2 separate regions of the Homo sapiens genome follow, and region 1 is linked to region 2. A link is an interaction called in ENCODE POLR2A ChIA-PET data of the cell type or tissue named here. Cell type or tissue: MCF 10A. All regions are shown on one strand. Each heading gives the region's core, and the rest is flanking DNA. Links, peaks and the distances in the headings are about the cores only. Region 1 overlaps RBBP5 (RB binding protein 5, histone lysine methyltransferase complex subunit). Region 2 holds the start of TMCC2 (transmembrane and coiled-coil domain family 2).

Region 1 (5,347 bases), core at 348-5,347, 140 kb before region 2:
TTCTATTTTTTGTAGATACGGGGTTTCACCATGTTGTCGAGGCTTGTCTCCAACTCCTGGGTTCAAGCAATTCACCCACCTCAGCCCCCCAAAGTGCTGGGATTACAGGCATGAGCCACCGCGCTGGCCGTTTTCGTGTTCTCTTAATGACTTTAAATCCACCTCTTGGGAAGACAAAGAAGAAAAGACTTCAGAAACTGAAGTAAATTTCCAGATTACCTCAAATGCATAGTGAAGTTACACTCTTCCTCACCCTTCCCCTTCCCCTCTATAAACTAGGATCTAAATTAAGGGTTTCAAAAGCCCCAGTTAAATGTCACCAAATAAAACAAATACTAAAGTCTAAAAAAAGGAAGATTAACTTGAATTATTTTAATGTTCCTAAACTTCCTATAAAAAGGATTAAGAACTCTGGACTAGGAGGCAAGTAACTTACCCTTCCTGAATTTCTGTTTCCTCCTTTGTAACTTAAGACCTCCTTGCCTATCTGAGGAAGGTCACTTAGAGCACTGAATGATATACTGTATGTGAGAACACTTTGTAAAGTGTGAAACACTGTTCAATGTGTAAGGAATTTTAAATAGAAATGGAAATTCATAAAGACAAGGGCCAAGATGACCTTTTCAAATCAGAATGTTTAAGGTTGTGTTAAAGGCAGCTCCTCTCCCCCTTTTAGGCACTCTTCCTTCCCAAGGATACTGAAGATATATTTTGAGTGAGAGGATGCATGATGCTCCCTGACTCTTGGCCTACTCCCTTTATCCTACAGAATAGAGCTCATTATTCACGTAGGTCAAGGTTGCTATGAAACAGCTATGATGTCAAAGATGGAGTTCTCAATCACATAAGATTAATAAGTAGACCCTCAAATTTGACATTAAAATCAAAGACTTACATAGACTTTGTGAAACATCTTATCTTTAGGAGACAACGAGCATTTAATAAATTTTAAAGCTGCTTCATTCAAAAAAAAAAAAAGGCTAATAAGAATTCAACCGTACTTACTTAGACTTGAAGAAAGGTCCTTGGAAGACAGGAACTTCCTAGCATGCATTTTTGTAACCTCCAGAATGCCTAGCCCTACGGCCTCTTCAGAGTAATTGCAAAACTATATTGAGTTAAATAATTGGAAGACAGATCATTCCTAGATGATCTTTTTGATCAACAACTTTTCCACTTGCATCATTTATTTACAATCTCATCTAGAGGCAGAAATCTAGACTACCTGTCCACTCCCTACCCCTTCCAGATCTATCTTTCCACACTGAAAGATCTAGTATCAACACAGGAAATCACACTTTCCTTTGTACTAAAGCAAAGTGGCCAGAGAGTTCCAGAAGTGAGCAGTGTTTACAAATAAACATCTACACCTGTTCTTTAATAAACATCCGATTTTATTTACAAAGCATTAAAGCTTCAGCAAGAAGTACCCAAGGCTAAGTCTCATCTTGTACAAAACTACAGATTTTTTTTTTTTTTTTTTTTTGAGATGGAGTCTTGCTCTGTCACCCAGGCTGGAGTGCAGTGGCGCAATCTCAGCTCACTGCAACCTCTGCCTCCTGGATTCAAGCAATTCTCCTGCCTCAGCCTCCCGAGTAGCTAGGATTACAGGTGCCCGCCACCACGCCCAGCTAATTTTTGTATTTTTAGTAGAGACGGGGTTTCACCATGTTGACCAGGCTGGTCTCAAACACCTGACCTCAGATGATCCACCAGCCTCGGCCTCCCCAAGTGCTGGGATTACAGGTGTGAGCCACCATGCCCAGCCCAGAATATTTTTAAAAACAAAATTTTGGGGGTGGCAGGGCAGGGATGACAAAAAGGAAGAAGAGAATATACATATATTGTACAAATCAAATAATTCAAATTGAAATGGATAGAAGGTTTTTTAAAAGTTGAAAAAAAAATTCCAAAAACATAAATAATTATTAGGAGCTACTGCCAGAGACAATCTGACAGGGCTGAAGATGATTTTCTCAGTAGCCAGTTTAGGAGGTGGACATAGCACAAACATCCAAATGCACAGGCAGAGGAAACCAAGCTACTTCACACGTGGAAAGATGGCAGAAACCCTCTAAGTCCCATAGTTTGCACACTGCTGCAGTGTACAGTGCAGAGGACTGGAATGGATATAATGTCTGCAAAACAAAAACATGTCTAGTGAGCCATCTACTAATCTCAACCACTGGTCTAACTCATGACAGTCTCAAAATGAATATTTAAGAAAAAAGTAGTGGCATCTAAAAATATAGACGTTTTGCAACTGACTCAGGGAGAGCTCTTTCTTCAACTACTGAATATACTGGTTTTAAATGATGGAGTGAGACAAAGAGGCTCTTGCTGACGTGCTCTACTTTGATTTCTATCCTAAAATCTAACAGGTAATCAATGTGTTTGGCTACCTATAGGAGCATCCACCAACTGATATCATTTTTTTTTTTTTTTTGAGATAGAGTCTCATTCTGTCACCTAGGCTGGAGGGCAGTGGTGCGATCTCCACTCACTGCAACCTCTGCCTCCCACGTTCAAGTGATTCTCCTGACTCAGCCTCCAGTGTAGCTGGGATTACAGGCATGTACTACCACGCCCAGCTAATTTTTGTCTTTTAATAGATACAGGCTTTCACCACGTTGGCCAGGCTGGTCTTGAACTCCTGACCTCGGGTGATCAACCCGCCTTGGCCTCCCAAAGTGCTGGGATTACAGGCGTGACCCACCACGCCCGGCTCACCAACTGATATATTTCACAGTAAGCACAGTATTTAAATTCTCCTTTTAAAATATTGAAAAAAAAAAAAAAAAAAAAAAGACGATCCAGATTAAGCACTTCCAGTCAGCTAAAAACGCCACTCAGAGAAGCTACTGAGCCCTTTTCACACCTGGTTTCCTAATGGGATTTTCAGAGAATTTCAAACACCAAATGTACACATCTATCCAATCTGTTATTTTTATAAAGAACAACAAATGTCAAAAAAAAAGCTAAGCAACCTTTCACAGAAAGGAAGTGACTGAAAACACAGTAAGAAAAAGGAGCACAGGTATAGGCAGGGAAAAATGCAATGACTGATGAGGATAGATTTCCACAGGCAGTGATACAAAAAATTCACCTTGATCTTTGATTTGAACTATGTGGTTGCTGCTTTGATTCTGGATGGTTTTACTTTACTCCTTGCATAGATTCCCCCACCCCAGTAAAAAAGTAGCTTGTTGAGAGACACCTGGGTTTGTTTCCATCTCTGGAAGCCAGCACAGGTAAAGCAATATAAACTATTGATGATTCTTTGCTGGAGATGGATAAAACTAGCTATCTTCAAAAACCATGATTGATGACAATGAACCAATATTGGAGGGAAACATGCAATGAGAGGAAAACAAGGGAAAACCCTGAATTGTTACAGCCCAGCTTCTTGAGCAAAACGTGGTATGAGAGGAAGAGAGGGCCTTCGTTGTTCCCTTTCTGAAAATTTGAAATCTTTCAAGCACTTTCTTTTCTGCCCATCCTTTGCACACAATATGGAAATATAGGAGGTATCTGGGGAGAGGAGAAGTTTAAAATGAGAGTATCCAACAAAAGCTTTCCTAGGATACCAGTAGCAAAATTTCAGATAAGAAGTCACTCAAAGACATGCATTGAGGACCGAAGGCAAATGGGAGATAGGAAATGACATGTCAAAATGACGCTGGGTACAATGAAGTTAGATGAGCAAAACATAAGTATCTTTTCTCCAGCAACATAACTAAGCATCAAAGTTTAAATGAGTCAAAATTCCTATCTGATGTCTTCACAAATCTTCATTCCTGAGAGTCTATTTGGACTTATGCTTGAAAGGGAAGGGAAGGTCGTATACTCTTCTTCCATAATTCACTTCTTCATTTAAACATAAAATTCACCCTCCCACCTCCTGGGTGGGAGGCACAGGCCTTTGTTTTAAATTAAAGTCAATTTTCAAATGACTGACCACAGTGTCCAGAGGCCACATGATGGCAAAGTGAGAAAGAATGAAGAACTTCGAAGGTCTTCATAACAGTTCTGAGATTGCTCCTCCTGCTAAAGAGATTAGACACAAAAAGATTTCTTTTAGCTTCAATTTAGACCAGTTACTTGTAAGAACAGAAATACTGAATGCTGGATGATGCATTACAAGCACACGTGGACCAAGAAATTCCCCTTTTTAAGAAAATACATAACCAACTCCAACTCCCAATTACTCTTTATTGAACAAAAAACAATCCAAATCCAAACCCCCCACCCCAATACTTTCCTCAGTACTGTCCCAAAGGGTTGGGGGAAAAGCAAAATGATCAGAGTTCTATTTTTTCTAAGCTGCTAACCATGCTCTAAGGTGCTAACAAATAATGTTTAACATTCCAAAAAGTGCAATGAGGAGAGGAGAAGAAATTTTAGGGTACCACACCTTTCAACCCTTCATATATTTTAAAGATTGATTAGTCACTAAATGATTAACAAGTGAGCAAGAAACCCTTTTCCCAGCACCACAGTTCCTTAAGTGACATACTTATCACCTTAGAATCCCAAATATGGTGAAATGTTCGTGAGAGCTACTGTCTACATTGCTATACACCAACAATGATCGATAAATAATATCCTGAATAGTACAATGAAATGAACACTTCCCTGATTATTCCATAGAAGCTGCTCAACCTCTGAGAGACATCGTTAAATGAGCTGCTGTGAAATATTAACTAGGAAGTGTAAAAAGAGAAGAAGGTGAAGAAAATCCTCCCAGGTGTCATTTGGAATGGCAGAGAGCATGCCACTTGAAGGTATAATGGTTAAAAAATAATCGCCCAAACTATGAAAGAAAAGTACCCATTTATATAACTTTGATTTTTGAAGTTCCTGCACAAATGAAAACTGGCAATAAAAATATATTCACATGTGCCTGAGAACAGACTAAAGTTACAATGAGATACAAACTTTCTACTGAATGTTATGCTGTTAAAAATCAAATTTAAACTTTTCCATAGTTCAGTCAGATTAAAAGCTTACTTAGCAATGGTTTTTCAGATCTCTCTCAACATAAATCACAATGAATTCCTTGCATTGATTTTTTATTTATTTTATTTATTTTTATTTTTTTAGACAGAGTTTCACTCTTGTTGCCCAGGCTGGATTGCAATGGCGTGATCTCAGCTCACTGCAACCTCCGCCTCCTGGGTTCAAACGATTCTCCTGCCTCAACCTCCTAAGTAGCTGGGATTATAGGCGCCCACCACCATGCCTGGCTAATTGTTTTGTATTTTTAATAGAGACGGGGTTTCACCATGTTGGCCAGACTGGGCTTGAACTCCTGTCCTCGAGTGATCCACCCGCCTCGGACTCCCAA
Region 2 (5,378 bases), core at 96-5,095:
GTCAGGCTTGGTGGCAGATGCCTGTAATCCCAGCTACTCGGGAGGCTGAGGCAGGAGAATTGCTTGAACCCAGGAGGCAGAGGTTGCAGTGAGCCGAGATCACGCCACTGCTCTCCAGCCTGGGCGACAGAGCGAGACTCCATTTCCAAAAAAAAAAAAAAAAAAAAAATTGCCAGTTTGGTATCAGAGATTCTGTGTTTTGAATGAAATAATGTATACAATTTCTGCATAAATATAGTAATGGCAGCTTTATTTCTAAAGGCAAAAAATAGAGAAAATTATGTCAAAGGATGAAGTGGATAGTATGTTAAACCATGATATCTTCAGTTGACAGAACATTAAGCAGTCATTTAAAATGTTTACTTAAACATATGGAATATGGCTAATAATATATGGAATAATATGGGAAAATGTAATAATGTTGAAAATGCTGCTGAGTACATTTCAAGTAAAAAATAGGATAAAATTTAGTTTAGGCTAATAAGAGCTTTCTCCAATCAGGAGTGATATAGAGCCTTCCTGGTCCTCTCTTCCTTTTACAATAGCCAGTAAAAAGCCTGTATTTAGGTGGTGGGATTGTGACAACATCAACAATCCAGACAATCTTCTTAAGGATTATTTGCATAGTTTACTCTTCCTAATCCAACAGAACTCAATTTCTTTTAAGGAGTGCACTGCGTGGAAGTGGTCATCTCCAACAAAAAGGGAAGAGAATTACATTAACAAAGGAGTATATGCAATGATATTGGTATCAAAATTCAGTGAGCAAAATTATTATATCTAGTCCCTCTAGAGAGTACTTTTACCTTTGAATCACTCTACTCAGTATGTTAAATCTTAAAATAGCGCACTGACAACCACTTATCCATTTGATGTTTAAATGTTTTTTTAAGTATTGCTATGGAATAGGACATAGAATTGCCTTGGATAATCTGCAAGCTTCTTACTATTGGCAAAAAGAGAAGCCTTTTATTTTTCAGACCTAATTGCTTTTACAAAAAGAAAGAAAACAAAACAAAACCCTACTCTACACTTTGTTAATCTTGGCACCTTATCCTCTATAATGAAAGCTTCAACCATTTATCAAACTAAATGAACTGGGTGTTGACAAGAGAGCAGGATTCCATAATTCTGCCCTTTATACTCCTTGTGTGTATACTTATTGGTTTAGCAAATTTGATACTACCAGAGTGCTCCCTTTCATTAGTTTAACTGGGATTTCTGTTCACAAAAAGCATTCAGCTTATTGGGATAATTCTCTTTCTCATATGGTATATGGGGGGCTTGGACAAGTTAATTATTTTTGTTTCACTTAGTTTTACTGCACATATACCATGTGTCAAGCATTTTCACGTGCATTATCTACCTTCATCCTCACAATAACCAGTGAAGATAGATAGTATTAGCCCTGGTTTATAGATGAGAAAACCGAGGGTGAAAGAGGTTAAGCTCACAAGAAGTAACCGAACTAGAATGCTTACATGAATTTTCTGACACCAAGACCAATGTTCTTCCCACTAAATCATGTTATTTCCTTGTAATTAACTAGGTGTGCCAAAACAGAATGGAAATGCTACTCCTACATAGAAAATATAATCACTTGCATTGTGTATCTGCAAACTTTTGTCTAATCTTGAATATCAAAACATAATTTGTGCCTATATTTTCCCAAAGAAACGTAGAATGATAGAATAATCTAATGCCGTAAACAAAATTTCAACCAACCAAAGTACTTTCAAGTTCTGATTTTCTTAGGTGCTCAAGAATTTGCTGCGGCTAATGAAAATTTGCCATTGGCTTCAAACTGGTGGTTATAGGTCACTCAGGTCTCTACACAGACTTCTCAGCCAAACTTCTTTGGCAGTAGCACACTTATTCCATAATATGACACTCAGTGAAAGTCAGAAATTGGTGGGACACATTTGAACTCCTGAAGATAGAAGCATTGGAGTGAAATGTGCAACACTTCTGAAACTGGATGACATCTGTGGTTATAGCTATGGCCCTCATTCTTTGCTAGGCAATGTCCAAGTGCTTTACATATATTACCCAACACCCTGTATGGTAGGTACTGTCATTATCCCTACTTCCAAATAATTCAGAAACTGGAGCATGAAGAGGTTAGATAACGTGTCCCCACTCACATGGTCAGTGAAGAGCAGAGCTAGGATTTGTCCCCTATCTGGCCATAGAGCCTGAGCTCTTAACCATTATGCTATGATGCCTCTCCAAAATGGAATGTAAAGTATTAGCTGATTTTATGAAACACACCACAGACTTTTTTGCTGACCTGAATCACACCTTGCAAATATGACGACAAGTAGAAAATGTGGCTGTCATGCTGTATGTATATGATAATATAAAAATCAAACTTAAGACCAACTTTTATCTAGTATAGAAATGAGGCATAATTCAAAATTATAATGCTCTCTGCTTCCTTAAACGAAACCAAATCCCTTCCTTAAACCAAATCCCTTCACTTTCCTTCGGCTTCGAGTCAGGTCATGAACATGTGTCAATGCATGCTCACCATTTGCTGGCCACCGCGTGCCCCTCAAGACTTGCTCAGGGTCTTTGGGGCCGCTGCACTTATCTGGGCCAAGTCAGGCAGGGAGCAGTATATTCCTCTGCTTGAAACCTTGCACCATGGGAACCTGCCCCCACCGGTTCTGTCTAGTCCTGCCCACGGTCTACACTGGCATCCTGCCATCCCCTCACCATTGAAAATGCTAAATAAAGGCTTATAGCTTTGTGTTTCCACATTGTGCTCGATTCTTTGTGGTAGATGTGGGGGGTGGTTCCACATTCCCAGCCCATCCTAAATTCCTATCTTCTAAAAGTGGAGCTGCCTAGTTTAGAAAGTAGCTGCTTGGCTGAAGTAAATTCTTAACAAATTAGTCTCTTCTAGGATACACATTAAAATGAGTGGTTGGAATGGGAAGAAGACAGAACAGAAAGTCAAGAAACTCCGACTAGTGAGACTGAAGTGAGGCTACAATGGCATGATGGGTGCGAAAGAGATTGGTAAACTGTAAAATCCTTTAGAGACCGTGTGGCCCCTTCACTGTCTAGGCCAGTGGTTCTCAAAGGGTAGTGTGTGTCAGAATTACCTGGAGGGCTTGTCAAAACACAGATTTCTTGGCTCACTACTTCTGATTCTCTAGGTCTGGCTGGTGGCCAAGAATTTGCATTTCTATCAAGTTCCCGTGTGATGCTGAAGTTGCTAGTCCAAGGATCACAATTTGTGAACCACTGGTTGCTGGATGAGTAAAATCCATTGTGTCCACAGGAGGCATACAATAGACACTCAGATGGGGTTGTTATTATTACTACTCTCCATATCTTGGTAACCCCAACGTTTGCTCTCTTCTGCTTCCAGATTACTCAGCACAGTTTGGCTGAGATTTATGCAAAGAGAGACAGCATTCCCTTTCCACACATCTATATGTAGCAACCTCCTGCCATTAATACCCTTTCTTATTTAAAAGCTGCTTCACAGTTTGTAAGGAACTCTCACATACGTTATTGTGTTTTTATATGAAATTCTTCCCAATTTCTGAGCATAAATTATGCCAAGTAAAGTCTCATTAAGAAATAATGCACTTAAAGCGGGGGACGGGGCGATGAGGAGAGAACGCCCCCTCCCCTTGGCATTTGCAGCTCTGAATGTAGGCATAGATTTAACTCAGACCAAGTATCCTAGAGGGGATAGGTGTCTCCCTTATGGCTAGAAGGTGCAAAGTTAAGAGCCCCAAAAAGCAGTGATAATAAACATCCCTCTTGTGCTCCTTCTCGCCAAATAAAGCGAATGGGTGGAGGAAATCCTGGGCGAGCCCTCCTCGGCAGGGTCCCTCAAGCTGGAGCCGAAACTGCGACTCCCACGCCCGCCGCCCCCGCCCCTGAACTGCAGCCCGCTCTCTGCAATGCAAAAACGCAGCAGCATCGTCCTCCAGCCCTCTCCTGGGGGATCGCACGGTGCAACCAACCCCAAAAACGAAGCTGCGCGACGCCCCCTCAGCCCCGCGGGCTTCCCATTGGCCGGTTGCCGCTGTCACTCCCTCCTAGCCTCGCCTTCCCGCTCCCGGGCGGAGGCAGCCGGGCGGGGTAGGTTGCGCGCTCGCCGCGGGCTCGGGCCGCGGTCGCGGCTTTGCGGCAGGCTGCGCGTCAGGCGGGGAGCGGGGCGCGCGGGCCGGGGAGGGGGCCGGGCGCGCTGCGGGCTCCGCGGCCGGACCATGCGGGGCAGGGGCCGGTTGCAGGGCCGGGGGCTGCAGCCGGCGCCGATGGCGGCCGACTAGGACCTGCCCGGCCGGCTGCCCCGCGCCCCGCCTCGCCCCGCAGCCCGGCCGGCCGGGAGGGATGCGCTGTGCCGCCCAGCTCCTCTCCGTCCTGCCCATGCCCTGAAGCAGAAAGTTTGGGGGCCGGGGGTTGTCTCCCTTCTCCCTCCTGCAATGACTGCCCAAGGACTCTTGCTGCCCAGCCTCGACTGTGACCTGTCTTCGCTCCCCAGGTCGAAATGAACTATTCCAAGCTATAACCAAGGCTCCCCCTTCTCGCCCCTCCCTCACCCGCCTTTAAGAATTTTTTTTTTAATTCAAGAAATTGTGGTCTGCCATCTCCCCTCCTTGTTAATAATTTAGACCCCAGGCCTCATATGAATATAAGAGGGGGTGCGGTCTTCCCCAAGACGGCGCGCTGGAAGGACAGATTCCCCTTGCCGACCCACATACACCATGAAGAGGTGCAGATCGGACGAGCTGCAGCAACAACAGGGCGAGGAGGATGGAGCTGGGCTGGAAGATGCCGCTTCCCACCTGCCGGGCGCGGACCTCCGGCCTGGGGAGACCACGGGTGCTAACTCTGCTGGCGGGCCAACTTCAGACGCCGGCGCTGCCGCGGCGCCCAACCCAGGTCCCCGAAGCAAGCCTCCTGATTTAAAGGTGAGCGCAGACCATCCCCCCGGCAAGCCCAGCCCGCGACTTAGCTCTCGCCACCCCACGCAGAAGTGCTTTAACAGGATAAAAGTGAGGGGGGAAGCCAGGCAAAGGTCAGAGAGGATGAGCGGATGCTTTGCTGGCACCCCAGGGGGGACGTCAGGTACCATTTATGCCTCTGTCTTTCAGCTCCGTGTCAGGTCTCTGTGTTTGTTCCCCATTATTCAGCAAGCGTTTTAGTGACTCACCCATCCGAGATTGTTTGAATAATGTGTGAAGTGTTATTCGCAGACAAAGGGCTGGAGAAATCCAAGATGCTAACCAAAAAGTGGACAGCAGGTGACCATTAGTTTTCCTTGCTGAGTAAGTCTCTACCCATTGGGATCTTTGTGTGTGTGTGTGTGTGTGTGTGTGTGTGTGTGTGTGTGTGTGTATGTGTGTGAGACG

Evidence for each region. Peaks named below come from ENCODE experiments on the same cell type or tissue, not always from the same donor. Only the 100,000 strongest peaks of a DNase experiment are listed, where the experiment ranks them.
Region 1: POLR2A ChIA-PET joins it to region 2 with 6 read pairs; 5 of 35 experiments call an interaction of 5 or more read pairs at or near these places.

What each region holds. Positions count from the first base shown.
Region 1 is chr1:205,084,769-205,090,115 of GRCh38, forward strand. It overlaps RBBP5 (RB binding protein 5, histone lysine methyltransferase complex subunit), which reads right to left. Exons shown (of 14, transcript NM_005057.4): 14 at 1,374-4,047. The coding sequence ends at 4,019. Among named protein-coding and RNA genes, the nearest start is that of TMEM81, 3.0 kb to the left of the region's middle. In MCF 10A, for the core only: no CTCF peak of the experiment used is centred there; no DNase peak of the experiment used is centred there.
Region 2 is chr1:205,223,835-205,229,212 of GRCh38, forward strand. It overlaps TMCC2 (transmembrane and coiled-coil domain family 2), which reads left to right and starts at 4,112. Exons shown (of 5, transcript NM_014858.4): 1 at 4,112-4,937. The coding sequence starts at 4,731. RefSeq lists an enhancer at 3,763-3,902 and a silencer at 4,033-4,212. In MCF 10A, for the core only: no CTCF peak of the experiment used is centred there; DNase peaks (open chromatin) are centred at 2,687, 3,177 and 4,047.